Regions from separate parts of the Homo sapiens genome. Here region 1 is linked to region 2. Evidence: chromatin contacts called from ENCODE Hi-C or POLR2A ChIA-PET data. All regions are on one chromosome and are shown on one strand. The core of a region is the stretch at or near the end of the contact, and the rest is flanking DNA. Distances in the headings are between cores, read along the strand shown. Region 1 overlaps KLF7 (KLF transcription factor 7). Region 2 overlaps KLF7 (KLF transcription factor 7).

What was found. A loop is a pair of places that touch in the nucleus more often than their neighbours do. ChIA-PET counts read pairs that join two places held with the same protein, here RNA polymerase II (POLR2A). Pooled maps may share reads with other maps.
Region 1: a loop to region 2 is called in a map of heart right ventricle, with 2.9 times the contacts of the local background. The contact joins two enhancer-like sites. A Hi-C loop is called at or near these places in 25 of 168 maps with a recorded cell type or tissue (DLD1, Right ventricle myocardium inferior, cardiac septum and 11 more) and 6 of 50 pooled maps. POLR2A ChIA-PET finds 5 or more read pairs at or near these places in 16 of 52 experiments (AG04450, B cell, CD4-positive, alpha-beta T cell and 12 more).

What each region holds. Positions count from the first base shown.
Region 1 is chr2:207,141,412-207,147,850 of GRCh38, reverse strand. The region is part of intron 1 of KLF7 (KLF transcription factor 7); the gene reads left to right. Among named protein-coding and RNA genes, the nearest start is that of KLF7, 21 kb to the left of the region's middle. RefSeq lists an enhancer at 5,068-5,569. Within about 2 kb of position 3,995, at least 30 of the 41 ENCODE cell types and tissues checked have a DNase peak (open chromatin) inside an H3K27ac peak, as active enhancers do; they include gastrocnemius medialis, where a contact is called at or near this core.
Region 2 is chr2:207,092,165-207,099,532 of GRCh38, reverse strand. All of the region lies in intron 2 of KLF7 (KLF transcription factor 7), which reads left to right. Among named protein-coding and RNA genes, the nearest start is that of MIR2355, 14 kb to the left of the region's middle. Within about 2 kb of position 2,017, at least 2 of the 41 ENCODE cell types and tissues checked have a DNase peak (open chromatin) inside an H3K27ac peak, as active enhancers do; they include gastrocnemius medialis, where a contact is called at or near this core.

The sequences.
Region 1 (6,439 bases), core at 2,746-5,245, 46 kb before region 2:
GCCAGCAGAACCCATCGAAGCCACCGAGGCGAGGGGCTGGTGTTAGTATCCGGCATATCGTGTTACACAGGAGCTTCGCCAGCTTCTCCCAATGGCGCCATCTCATGTAGCTATCCTAAGACGTATTTTATTTTGAGCCACTTTCTCAGAGGGAATTGGGTGGGTGTGGTCGTAAGAACACCTAGAAAATAGGGGTGAAACCTTTATGGGGCCAGGGGAGCCATGGCAGAGGGTGGAGTGGGGGATAGAAGCCTTCAGACTCCTCCGCCCCAGCCACTCTGCACCTGGGGCCTTTCAGCTGTTAAAATGAAAAGCCAATTATCTTCTGTAAATGAGGGAAAAAAAGAAGGAATAAAAGTGTCTATTATGTATGCTGATATGCATAACACTTCAAATAAAAGGATATATAAGCACTTGACAAATTGAGGGAGAAGGAGGGGAGAGTGCTGGGGGCAAAGAAAGTCAGATTTTTACTTTTTATACCTTTTCTGTTCTGTTTCAATGTTTTTGACCTTCATATATGATCATTGCTTTTAATTTTTTTAAGAGCAATTTAGGTGATGGAATGGTGGACCACTTATGTTATCCTGTGTTTCTGTTTTTTGAAATTTTATTTGTTAACTGAAAAAACAGCAGGCATCTTAAGAGGACCAATAATTTGGACCACTAACCACTGTCTATAATTACAGTACAATTGCTGTTCTTTTAATGGGAGCAACAAATTTGCCACACTTCACCCCTCTCTTAACCTATTTGAGAAGATAGGTATAGGAACCAGACAGAGGTCAAATATCAGCTTTATTATTAATGAAACTGGATTTATACCCAATTGGCAAGTGCAGTCTCAATTTAGCTTCCCCATACTTCCCTGTGCCCAACCCCTTCTAGCCCATGGGCTGACTTATACCATGGGAAAGTATATGTTGCATAGAATAGCAGGTTGCCAGGAATGTCCGTGCCCTACCTGTCCTATCTGGGCATCAGTGGGGCATTCATGTTCTGGCCCCAAGCTGCTTCCCCCATGGAAGAGGGCAGAGTAAAGCCCTCCAGGAAAGAGGCCGGATGAGAGACAAATGGGCCATGCACTGTTTTCTCTTTCTTCCGTTTTTCTGGTTTTTTTTTCTTCTTTTTGTTTTTTCTTCCAATGCTACCACTTTCTCTCTTGAGCAGGAATAAGTAAAAGGAAGAAAGGAAGTCCAGAAGCCTTACTTCCAGGATATCCTGGAAGATACTTACTTGTGGGAGTGGAGATCCCCAAGGGAAACACAGGACAACAGAAAGGGTCCCCTAAGGAGAAGGAAGACTGAGAGAAGGGAATATTCCAGAGGAGGTAAAGGGGAGGATCCCATAAAGCAAGGGAAAGGGGTCTGGTGCAGAAAGCAAGACGGGAAGCAGCAGTGACAGCTTTATATTGGTCTGACTCAGGGGAAGGGGGCAAATCCATATTGTTCCAGGCCTTGGTACTTGAAGAGCATAGGCCAGAAAGTGACTGGGAGTCCTCAGGGGAGGGGAGTGATCTAAGATATGCTTAATTCTAGTGTGTCTTGAATTCCCCCAAAGTAACCTGCAAGAGAAAATGGAGAGAATGTGGGGAATATACATGGTAGCTTCAATGGAAGGAAGGGTGATATGTATGAAGAGATGAGAACAGGAGAATCTCAAAAACACCCTGGCTGCATAGAGGGCTTTGTGCTTTATGTATTCACCTGTCCACTTGCCTGTTGGTCACTTTATATCAGAATGTTATTTACTTGTAGTCCTGCAGTTGACTGGCCCTTGCTGGAGCAGGGTCCATCACCCATCAGCAAGGGATGAAGACATTAGAATGGTCACACTCGTTCATAATAAACCATTGCAACTCTTGAGAAGGAAGTAGAGAATGCTCAATTTCATCGCTATAATTTATTTCTCTTTGGTGATTTTTTGGTTCTCTTTCTTTAGTTCATTCACTTAATTTCTCCACCCTTCTCCTTCCTTTCCTCATTCCTTATCTCTTTCTTCCTTTCCTGGGGTCCTTCTGTGTGCCCCACACTGTGCTAGGTGCTGAGGATGCAGTGGTGAACCTGACATTGCCCATGCTCTTGTGGAACTTAAAGTCTAGAGGTGGACCTGGAAGATAAATAGGCACAGAAGTTTAAATTGTGATTGGGAAATAAGGGAAAGATTAGGGTGCCAGGAAAGAATACTCCTTAGTGACATTCACAGTCACATCTGACATAATGAAGGAATATTTCTACTCATCTTCCCAAAAATATTCTTCTCAAAAACTTTTCCTGAAAGTTTACAGTTACCACTCAAAAGGAATCTAAAATGGAACAGACATTGAGAACACTTACAACTGACACCTGTATTTCATTTATGATTAGTCTCTTTTTGGGTTTGATAACTTCCCATCCATGTATCTACCTGTAATTTTCATCTTGCTAAGCAAAAAAGTTGTCATACTTTATATAGTAGGTATATTGCCAGTGTTGAATAGATGTATTATTGTTTAAAGGTTCATTAAAAGAAACTCTCAACTTCTTTCTTAGTGTATTTGTAGTATTTCTTCCATTGGAAAAAAATGAGTGAAGAATAGGAAAAGTTATTGGGTCTTTCCATGTTACATATTAAATCATGTCAAATAAGAGATTTTGACTGAGCCTGCCAGTAAGGTCTTAATGATACGTTACTGCACAGTATTTCCTAACAAAGTCTGTATACATGTAAGCAGCAGGTAGTTATGGTCATCAGTGGTGGCAATTCGTTTTTACAATATAGATACGAGAGTTCCATTCCTTAAGTTCTGCCCCAGAACGGACTGGTGAGTTGTCACTGTCCCTGTTGACAAATGTGAATAATAACTAAAAATACTTCAGGCTGCATTTGTCTGATTCTGGCTTGGTATGTGGCTAAAGGGGAAAAAAACCTTTCTGGGAAGTGTGATGCTTCTTTAACAGCAAATGGATTGAATTGATGCAAGTCTGATGTGCAACAGGGGGTACTTAACCTTCTATCTAGAATCAAACGCCAGAATTGGAGAAGCTGAAGCCAACCACGACTTCATAAAGATAAGACATTTACTTGATCTGCATGACTGGAGGAAGGATTTGGGGACTAAGATGTGTTTGAAAACTTAGTTGGTTTACTTTTAATGTCAGCAGATTTGCTGCCCTGAAATGACAGATATGGAAGCTGCTTGGGGATAGTGGCAGGATGACCGAAAGACCAGCACAGATCTTCAAAGAAAGGGGAAGACTGAGCCACCCTGTGTTCATTGGGTATCATGGGAGTTGGTGATAGAGGCAGTTGGCTTGGGTCATATGACCTATGAGAGGGAAACAGTGACCCAGCTGGGTGGGAGTCCTAGGCAAATCAGAAGGAACACAAGGATAGGGTTGGTGGTGTCATTTTCATGAAGTAGAGCTATTATTTCGTTCTGGTGAAAAAATGTATAAGTGTTCATTTGGGTACTTGTCGGTAACCCAAGAAAACAGAGTGAAAAATGATTGACAGTGGATGCTTTAAAATTTGTGACTGCAGATGAAGGAGCATCCCATTTGTATGACACATTTAAAACTTCTGCCTTAGGTTAGTCCCTTGACATGACTTTTCACTTGCTGGCATTTTGGAAGTCTATGCCAAATGACAGCTCTCTGCCACCCAGCCTTTGCTCAGTCTAGCTATGCTTTTTTTTTTTTTTCTCCCCCCCGCTGTGACGACTCCTAGACCAGGGCCAGGGTTTTTATGGGAGCCTCTCTACATTGCGTTCATCTGTTGCGCTTACACAAGCAGTTGCCTCCCTTGAGTTAAGACTCTAATGAAGCATGCTTTCCCCTGGAGCCAGCCTGCCCCTCCCCTGGCCTCTCTCTCTCCACCAAGGCAGAGAGCGAAGCCCTCTCTTATGATATTGCAGAGTTAATAATGCTGCTCTATTGGTTTTGTGAGCCTCTCAGTCACAGGGGGAATGTGTGGGGGATGGGCCCCAAGCTAGGAAGTGTGCCTCCTCTAACTCTCTTTCCGGCCCTGAAGCTTTTGTTTTGAATCTGGAAGCTTCAGACCAGGGCTGGATTTCCAAAGGTCAAATGTGCCTGCACATTTTGTCCTTAATGAGTGAGCCTTGCCCTGGAGCCCTCGCTGAAGGCGCCTGCGTTGAATCTGAGTAGTAGCCACAGAAGCAGTAGCTCCATAGCCAAATCCATTTGCCTGACATGCCACCCTTGAGAGAGCCTCCACGAGCCACTGAGGGTTACTGGCCAGGAGAATGTGGTCATAAATGCATGTCTACAGGAATGGGTGAGGTTTCCTTTTTGCTTAGAAAGCCAGAAAAACATCAACAGAGAGAGGCTACAAAGCAGAAAAACATACCCAGACTCCGAACCTTCAGTTCCCTCAACTGACAAAATACTTGAGGGTTTTAAATAGAAACAGTTTAACTTTTTTTTTTTTTTGGTAAATGGAGGGATTTTTTTTTTTCATGTCATTTCTTTTGTTCCTCTTCCTCATTTTCTTCTCCTCCTCCTCCTTTTACTTTAAACTTTACGTGTGAAGATCAACTGATCTCTGAGGAACTGACGTTTCTTTTATTTGATGATGAGAATTTCCTAACTCATTGTTGATCTTTTTGCTTCAGCTACCAGGCAAATCAGAGATGAGTTTAATTCTGTGCTTAATCCAGTGGCATTGTATTTTAGCTAAGATTTTTTTTGATAGTATTTATTTCCATCTTTTTGGGTTTTGTCCTCATTTTGATTTGTTATGTTTTTGTTGTTGTGTTGTTTTCTAAATTGGGAGTATCAGTCTGAAAAAGAAAATGCCTTGAATGATTTCTTTGACATTTAGGTTCAGGAATATCACTGGGCAACATTAATACGGCTACTGGGTTTCACTAATATCTTTTGAGCTCTTTAATCTTTCCCTGAGTTATCACTGAAGATCTAGAGAAACAGCTACTGCCTTTTAGAAGTGCGTTGGCAAAGCTTAACCCAGAGCAAACCACCAATGTAATTGTCAGCCAAAAATAGAAGACATTTTTTAGGCCCGAGGGCATGCATTTCTTGCTCCTCCGTAATGTGTACCCCATTCATCAGAATCCTAGACTGCTCATCCTTTTCCAGACACACAGTGGGGCTTTCACCTCTCTACACCCTTGCTCACACTGTGTGCACTTTTTAGAATGTCATTGTTCCCTTTCTCCACTTGGCAAAAGTTCACTCATTTGCCAAGGTCTGTTTCAAATGTGACTTCTTCACAAGGCCTTCACTGACCTCTGCAGGGAGAGTGAGTGGGTTCCTTCTCTGTGTTGCCATACCACTTCATTCAGCCTAGTGCTTAGTCGCATGTGCTGTGTTATCTTGAATTGCATGTATTTCTATCCCTCTCTTCCTGTGATACCATGAGCACCTTGTAGGCAGATATTGAGCTCTAGAATCGCTTGAAGTCTCCAGCACAATGTCCTATATAAAGTGGAAGCTCAGTAAATAACTGTTGAATTAATTTGAAAGAAGTACAAGATAACAGACCCTGCCCTGAAAGGCCATCAGAGTTCAAACAGGTGTCACCTGTTTATCTTAGCAGAGCTTTTTCTCCCCAGGCATTCATTATCTTATTGGGCAAAATCTACCAATCTCCCAGTCACCTCAGTGAAGAGCATGCAATGAAAAATAATAGTAGCTCCTAATCAAGATTTTTAAAAAATTCATTGAAGAAGTATTTATTGAGCAGCTATTGATTATGCCCAAAAGAAGTTTAAAGCTTGGTGCCAGACCTCAAGGCTCATTGGATTTGTCAGAGCTCTTGCCTCTTCCTGCTTGACATTTCATGGTGCCTTCTCTACAGATTTCTCATTCTTGTGACAAGATTCTTATTGAGAGCAGGGATTCCAGCCGAGTACTGCGGGGCAGGAGGAGCTGAGCAGGGCCGAATGAAAGTGCAGCTCATCATTATTTCCTTCAGCTGGGTCTCTCCTCAAATAAGGGATTTCTTAGGGAAACTGTGGGACGTGAGGCTTAAGGTTCTCCAGCTGATAACTACCCTAAGAGACAGTTATACCATAATTTGGATCCACAGGGAAGAAAGAACTGCCCAAATATGCCTCTGTTTTTTTCTTTTGCCTCTGCTTTCATTTGAAACAGAAGGCTCAGACTGGCAGCTGTGGGCCCTTTGCTTGTCTCACGCACTCTAACTTTTTAATACTCATTGCCAACATTGAAACAATTGGAGAGATTCCACATAAACCCCAAAAGATTTGGGCTTCCTTTAAAAACACTTGCCAACTCTGGACCTCTGTTTTCTACATGATATCGATGAGCTGGTGCTATGTACCAACTTCCCCTTTTAGATGGCATGTGCTATCCAGTTTACCACAGTCCCCACCCCTCATTATTGTCATATTCCTTGACTGTTTCACTAATGTATGTTATGCTCCTAGTCCCTGAATGTGTTTGAGTTTGATTCCTAA
Region 2 (7,368 bases), core at 768-3,267:
TAACTTTTATCCAAATAATAAATGGTTTAGGTGTATATTTTCTAAATTTTTGGTTAGCAAAAAAGCAAAATTTAGTGTATCCAGGAAAGTAAATTAGACATTGTCAACTAATGTGATACGTACCAATGGGTGACCACCATGGGTCCCTGATCTGATAAGGCCTAGTTTAGTCTCCCCTCCCCACCTGTCCTGGCCCTCCATGTCTCTGCATTTTCTGTGGTTCACAGACACACAGTCCTCTCACCTGCCCTCAGGCTTTCCAAAAGCCTCCCCAGTAGGGTGTCATGCAGACCTACCCTCCCTCAAAGCTGTGTGCTCTCTGATTATCTTTTTCTTAGTACCACCCTCCTTGCAAGAAAAATGAATTCCTTGGCTATACTCACTAGGAGTTGTACACCTTTTGCCAACCTCTGGAATTGACTGCATTTTTAGGGGAAGTTTCCTTTTCTCTGTTGGTTTACTTCTACAGGGTATACTTCTGATTTAGTGGTATCACTTTCAGAGTGATGCCTTGATATTACCCATGCTTGGAACGTGTTGTTTGGAGTAAAAGTGATTTTTTTTCTCTTCATTCTGAAAATCTTTTAAGGTGATTCAAAAATTAATAGTTTGGGAATAGACACAGTGGCTCATATCTGTAATCTTAGTGCTTTGGGAGGCTGAGGTCGGGGGATCACTTCAGGCCAGGAGTTCAAGACCGGCCTGTGCAGCATTGGGAGGCATCGTCTCTACAAAAAAAAAAAAAAAAAAAAAATTAGCCAAGTGTGGTGGCACCAGAGCCTGTAGTCCCAGCTACTTTGGGAGGCTGAACTCAGGAGTTCAAAGTTGCAGTGAGTTGTGATTGCACCCCTGCACTCCAGTCTGGGCAACAGAGTGAGACTCTGTCTCTAAGGAAAATAATAATAATAATAATAGCTTGGTCATTGTAGTAAGAGTCTGTTCCTGTATACGTTCTCTGCTGTATGGTGATCTTTACATTTGAAAACAAAAAGCAAAGGTTGACCAAAGGTGAGTTTAAAATTGACGTTTTTTAATAATCAAATTTCTATTTAATACATCAAATTGAATTGTGAGAACTTGACTTACAGAGTGATAACATTGCTGCTAAATGGAAAGAAAATGTTCTACAAATGAGTTTCAAACAGATTCACTTGGTGTAGTTGTCATCTTGAAAGGGAAAGATTAATGTTTTAATAACATTTTTCTTCAAATTTAGTATATACCTAGCTTTTAACTTTATTGTAACTGGTAATCACCAAAATATATTTAAATTTCCAAGATGACATTAAGTTTTATTTGGATTTAACTCCAAAAAAGCTGATAAAAATAATTTTTGAAGTTAACCTTGAAAAACAAAAAGAACAAAAACAAAGTAAAATGGACAAAAAAGGCAAGCAAATTAAACTTGTTGCTTAAAAAAAATAATAAATATAGTTTCCCCAAATGATCATGCTTACCTGTTTCAAAACTTGAGAACATACAGCTTCAGGTATAAGTGTTGTTGAGGTCTAAATTCTTAAGTGAGTTTACAGTCTTTTGAAAATTATAGTAATACCTAAACAGTTATGAGTTTTTGTTTTGCCTTGTGTCGGGGTGGTGGGGAGCAGTGGTGTTTGTTGGCTAAACCTCACTCAGCCCACTAGAAACTACTAGAAGACTGCATACATTTTTAATTAAATAAAAAATAATTTTATGGCATTCCTTGGGTTATGAGAAACATGGTACAGTATTTGAAAACACATGTATTGGAATAACAAATTACACATTACAAAAATTCTTTAATTTTCAACAGCTAAATTTGTTTCAGCATCTGGGTTGGTAAGTAATTTTCATGACCAACACAGTCTTCCTCCAACATTTCAAACAAATTCACCAAGAATCTAACACTTTGTCTCAAAAGAAACATTTTAGAAAAAGTTAACAGTTGTTAAAAATGGCACATGACCCCAAAGGATTTCTTTAGTCCCGTGTATTTCCATGGCTGTGCTCCACGGGGCAGGCTGGGCTCCAGTTTGAGTCTTATAGAGAAGCCCTGTGCCTTTGCCCTGGACATACAGGTGACAAAGTTCTCTGTTTCCACATCTCTCTCTGGCTTCCTGTGTGTCTGTAAACTCCCTGTTGATATCACCACTATGAATAGCAACTTTAATAACAAACACCGTTAATAACACTTTTTATTCATTTGGGACTTTGTAACTGACCAGTCACTTTCAGGTACTAGGTTCCATCGAATCTTCATGAGTATAGGGAAGTGGGACAGTTTTTTTTTTTTAATTCCTTCCCCACACAGTTAAGAGCCATAAGTCCCCAAAGAAGTTATTAAATACCTTTACAAGGCCACATTGCTATTATGTGGCAGAGCCAGAACTAGAATAATCTATTTTTTGATGCTGAGTTCATTTTATTTCCCCACTACAGCAATGGTTCTTGAGGTATGGTCTCTGGAGCAGCAGCATCAGCATCAGCTGGGAATTTGTTAGAAATGCAGATTCTTGGGCCCTCCCCTTGTGAATCAGACCTACTGAATCAGAACTTCTCAGGGTGGGGTTCACTAACCTGTGTTTTAAACAAGCCCTTTAGGGAATTCTAATAAGTTTGAGAACCACTGTTGCTAGAGGACTGCTTATGGAAAGAGAGATGGATATAGGGGATGAGAACAATTTAAAGAGAAATATTATTTTGTGTTTCTTAATGGCACTTTTATGGGTCCTATATGTAAATAAGTGTATTATCTGAGCATCTACTGTGTATAACGTTTGTGCTAGCCACTGTGGATAAAGTGGCGAACAAGTCAAATGTGGCCCCTGCCCTCACAAAATTCACATCCTGGCCAGTGAGAGAGGCTCCAAACGTTCTATTAAGTTTGGGGGTGGGGTGGGGATCAGAGAAGAAGGCTTCTTTGAGCCTTTTGGTTTTATGACTGTTTCTGAAAAGCACCAAGCTGCTTCTGCTCCCAGGGCCTTGGTATGTGCTGCTTTTTAAATCTGCAGAGCTTTCTTCCCACTGCACCTGGTTAACTCCTCCTTCGTATCTCAGCTTAAATGTCATTTCTTCAGATTCCTGAACCCATAAACAGAGATGCTAAAAACAGATTCTGATACGCAAGGTCTGAGATGGGAACTCGGAATCTGCATTTTTAATAAGTGCCTCAGGTGATCCTGATGCGATGCAGCAACAGGGAGGAGATCCCTCGAAACAGAGAAGGGCTGCTGTTGGTTGCATTTGGTGAAGCATTCAGGGTCTTGTACACGACAAGGTTGGTAGTAATGAGAATAAAAGCCAGGGGTGGGGAGGAGAGATTCCACAAAGGTGGAGTACTTGGACTTGTTTACTGAGTCCTTCCTCCCCTAGCTTTCTCACAGTTAAAAATAACTCTAAGATTTTGAGCCTGGGAGAGTGCTTCTACCACGGGTTGGAATGTAAAAATGGGAACACTGGGATTCTAGGCTATGGGCTGGACATGGAGAAAAATACGGGAAGGATGAGCTTTTAAGCTTGAGTCGATGGGGTTTCTACGTAGAAAATATATTTTAAGCCAGTGCTGTCCAAAATAGAAATATATGCAAACCACATATGTAACTTTAAATTTTCTAGTAATCTCATTTTTAAAAAAGTTAAATAAAAGGTAAAATTAATTTTAATATGTTTTACCTAAATTAATATATCTAAAATATAATCATTTCAACATAAAATCAATATTTAAACAGTTATTAGTGAGAAATATTTTACATTCTTTTTTAATACTAATTCCTTGAGATCCAGTGTGTATTGTATGTTTCCAGGGTATCTCATGCTAAATTTTCAATGGTGAAAGTTAAATGCAGTTCTACCAAAATAAGAGTGTGAAATATTTTTACACTGCTTCAATTTTTTAATCTGAATTTTAATCAAGGTTAAATTAAAAGTTCAGTTTTTTAGTTACCTCAGCAACATTTCAAGCGCTCGTTGCTATGTGTGGCTACTGGCTACTATATTGAACACAAACACAATTGTTGTCAGCAGTTGCAGTATTCAGTCAAAATCTTTTCTCACCTCTCTCCGTATTCTGAAGTAGGAGCTGTACCTCATTGAGGATATGGTTTAAATTTTGGATTACAGATTTTTGAACAAACATTTTAAGGTGGTGAGGAGTAAACCTAACCCAGGACCAGTTATTGTTTTTTAGTTGTTTTAAGAACAAAAACAGGCCGGGCGTGGTGGCTCACGCCTGTAATCCCAGCACTTTGGGAGGCCGAGGCGGGCGGATCACGAGGTCAGGAGATCAAGACCATCCTGGCTACCACGGTGAAACCCTGTCTCCACTAAAATTACAAAAAAATTAGCTGGACGTGGTGGCTGGAGCCTGTAGTCCCAGCTACTCGGTACTTGGGAGGCTGAGGCAGGAGAATGGCGTGAACCCAGGAGGCGGAGCTTGCAGTGAGCCGAGATCGCGCCACTGCACTCCAGCCTGGGCAACAGAGCGAGACTCCGTCTCAGAAAAAAAAAAAAAAAAAAAAAAAAAGAATAAAAACAAATAGGGCAAATGTTTGCATGCTCTGTAAAGTGACTGGTGCACTGTGTAAACTCAGGTACTTGGACCTCGTTTGAGTAAGCAAGTAATGGATGAATGAAAAAGCCACATGGATCATCAATGAGTACATTTTAATTTATGTAGTAGTTATTATAAATGTTTTGGGAATTCTATAAAAGAATTTTTATTTTCCATCAATCAGATACGCAAAAAACCTTGAAAAAAAATATTTAAGACCCAGCTGGAATCTAAGAGGGGCTCTGAGACAATTTTCCAAAGCAGATACAGTGACTTAGCATAGGTATTTTTTAGTTGCATCACCTACAGGTTGAGAAGACATTGACAAGCTATGGAGTGAAATTCACCGGTTACTCTGTTTCCATTGCTGAGAAAGCTTAGTGACACTTTCTCTACAATGTCTTTATTCTCCAGCTTGCTTAAATTCTCTAGTGCGACTGAGTGTGATGTGAAAGCAATTGATGGGTCTTTGCTGATTTCTTCGAGATGTATTAGGCAGCAGTATTAACTCATTGCAAAGTATTCCTCTTTTCCAGTTTTCTTTTCCATTTCCTGATCTGCAGAGTTTCCAAATTCTTAATCCAAGTCCTCAAGAGACTAGGACCTTGACATACCTAAATGTCTAGAACCACATTAAAAAAATAAATAAATAAAAGGAAACAGGTAAAATTAGTCTTAACAGAAATCTAGGCAGGTCAAAATCCTAATCTCTTTAGAACTTGCATTAAGAATTTGAAATTTTGCAGATCAGGAAATGAATGCAGAACATTTGTATTAGTGAGTTTATTTTCAACAGATTTTAAACCTTGAGTGCAAGATTCTGCCACGTGTTCATATTTTATGCTACACTCTCTATCTTAAAGGCAAATTTATAGCACAGTACATTTGACATATCACTTATGCTGTCTCAAATACATCTTCAGAGATAAACATTACAAATGAGTTTCATAAAATGACGCACTTTGCTTCCCAGAGGGGATATTGCTCAGGAGGATAGGTTCCTATGTGTGAGATTAAGTTACAGGAAGTTTTCAGGATCCTCGTCTTTTAGGCTGTGGAAGATAGGGAAGAAGTAGAAGTGATATTTAATGGTAAAGGAAAACTTACCACATTTTAGTCCTTGTCAAAGAAGGATATCAGATTTAAGCAACCAAGCAAACATTTCCCCTCGTAAACCAGTTTAATACCTAGAAAGTGAGGGACTGGAAATCACACAGGCTGTTCTGCCCCTCTAGGTGTATTCAGGTTTTTGTTGCAAATCAGGATGCTTTGTTAAATTCACCTAATGTATCGGACGGGATTGAGCCAAGCACTGCTTTAGTGCTGTTGGTATCACAGTGAACAAAATGGATGTCTGCATGAAGCTTATGCTCTGGTGAGGGAAACAGACTATAATACACTCAAACAATGTGCAACTGCATTTCAAAGTAATTAAGTGCTATGGAGAAAGTGACAGAATCTGCTGTTTTACAGAGGATAGTGAAGGAAGTTCTCTAAGAGGAGGAGACATTCAGGCAGAGACCGGAATGAAGTGAGGGAGCAAGAGTGTTCCAGGCAGAGCGAGGAGCCAGTGCAAAGGCCTCGAGGTGGGAGCCTGCAGGCAGGGCAGCAATGTGGTGAATCGGGGAGGGGAGCGTAGGAGATGATATTGGAGAGGTAGCCAGGAGCCAGATCATGCAGGCTGTACTGTAGAGCCTTGCCTGGCTTTTGACTTTTTTTCTGAGAACGATAGAAAACCATTGGAACTTTTACACTTTAATTTCATCTTAACCTTTTTTTGGGTGAATGTCTTTGGCAGTCTGGCAAAACCTGTGGAACCCTTTGCAGAATAATGTTTTTAAATGCATAAAATCCAGTGGATGTCAAAGAGACCATTTATATGGAAATATATAGACTAAGGCCCCCTGTAAGAGTCACTTATGCTCTGATTTACATTTTCAAAGGATTGCTTTGACTGTTATAAGTAGAATAGACTGTAGGAGCCATGAATGGAAGGCCTAAGACCAGTGAGATGGTGGGGCTGAGAGCAAAGCTATTTTTATTTATCCTACAGGGCAGTGGCCAGAAGTAGGGTTGTGCAACACAGTCTTTTTGAAGGCAAGAAGAAATATGTATGACTTCTATTTATATTTAATTTATTCTCATTTTTAATTGGTCTATTGAATATATATTTTATAATATCCTAATAGAACATTAGTACATCTGTATGGTTCATGAATAAGCCTACATATATCATAGATGCATGCTCAAAAAGTATTTATGGCAGTGTTTTTTGATCAGTCAATTCTGATGATCACGATATAGGGAGAGTGACCCTGTAAGAAACTAACAAAATGCCACACTGGTTTAGACCACATTTCATTTCAGATGAATTTTGTGGGAGAACGCGAGTTCTTGACGTGATTTAACCTCTCTAAATGTCAGTCCTGTTTCTCAAGCACCCTTACCTCTCCTTACGAGCCCTCATCTGGCTATAAGTCTGTTTTCACCTCATGAGACTTACTCTCACTTCTGAGGTGGCATATACTACTCCCCCAGGGAAACAAGTATCCTAGGGTTGTTGCCAGACAGAGAAAGTGGTTCTTGATATTCACCCTGACATTTAGGAGGTCCTGAGGGTGTCCTCTGCCTCCAGCATTGTGAGCTGTGGGGGCACAGCCTCACTGCCTCACCCACCCTCTGGGTGGTGTCCTTGCCTTCACTCACATGCCCTTCCTGGACTGGAGTCCTGGGTTTTTAAGTCTCTCTTCCATCTACCTGTCTCACATAGACCACTCTTGAGCATTTTTGTTCACTCTAGAGGTGCAGTGAGCTGAACAGTGTGCATCATTCCAAGTGCG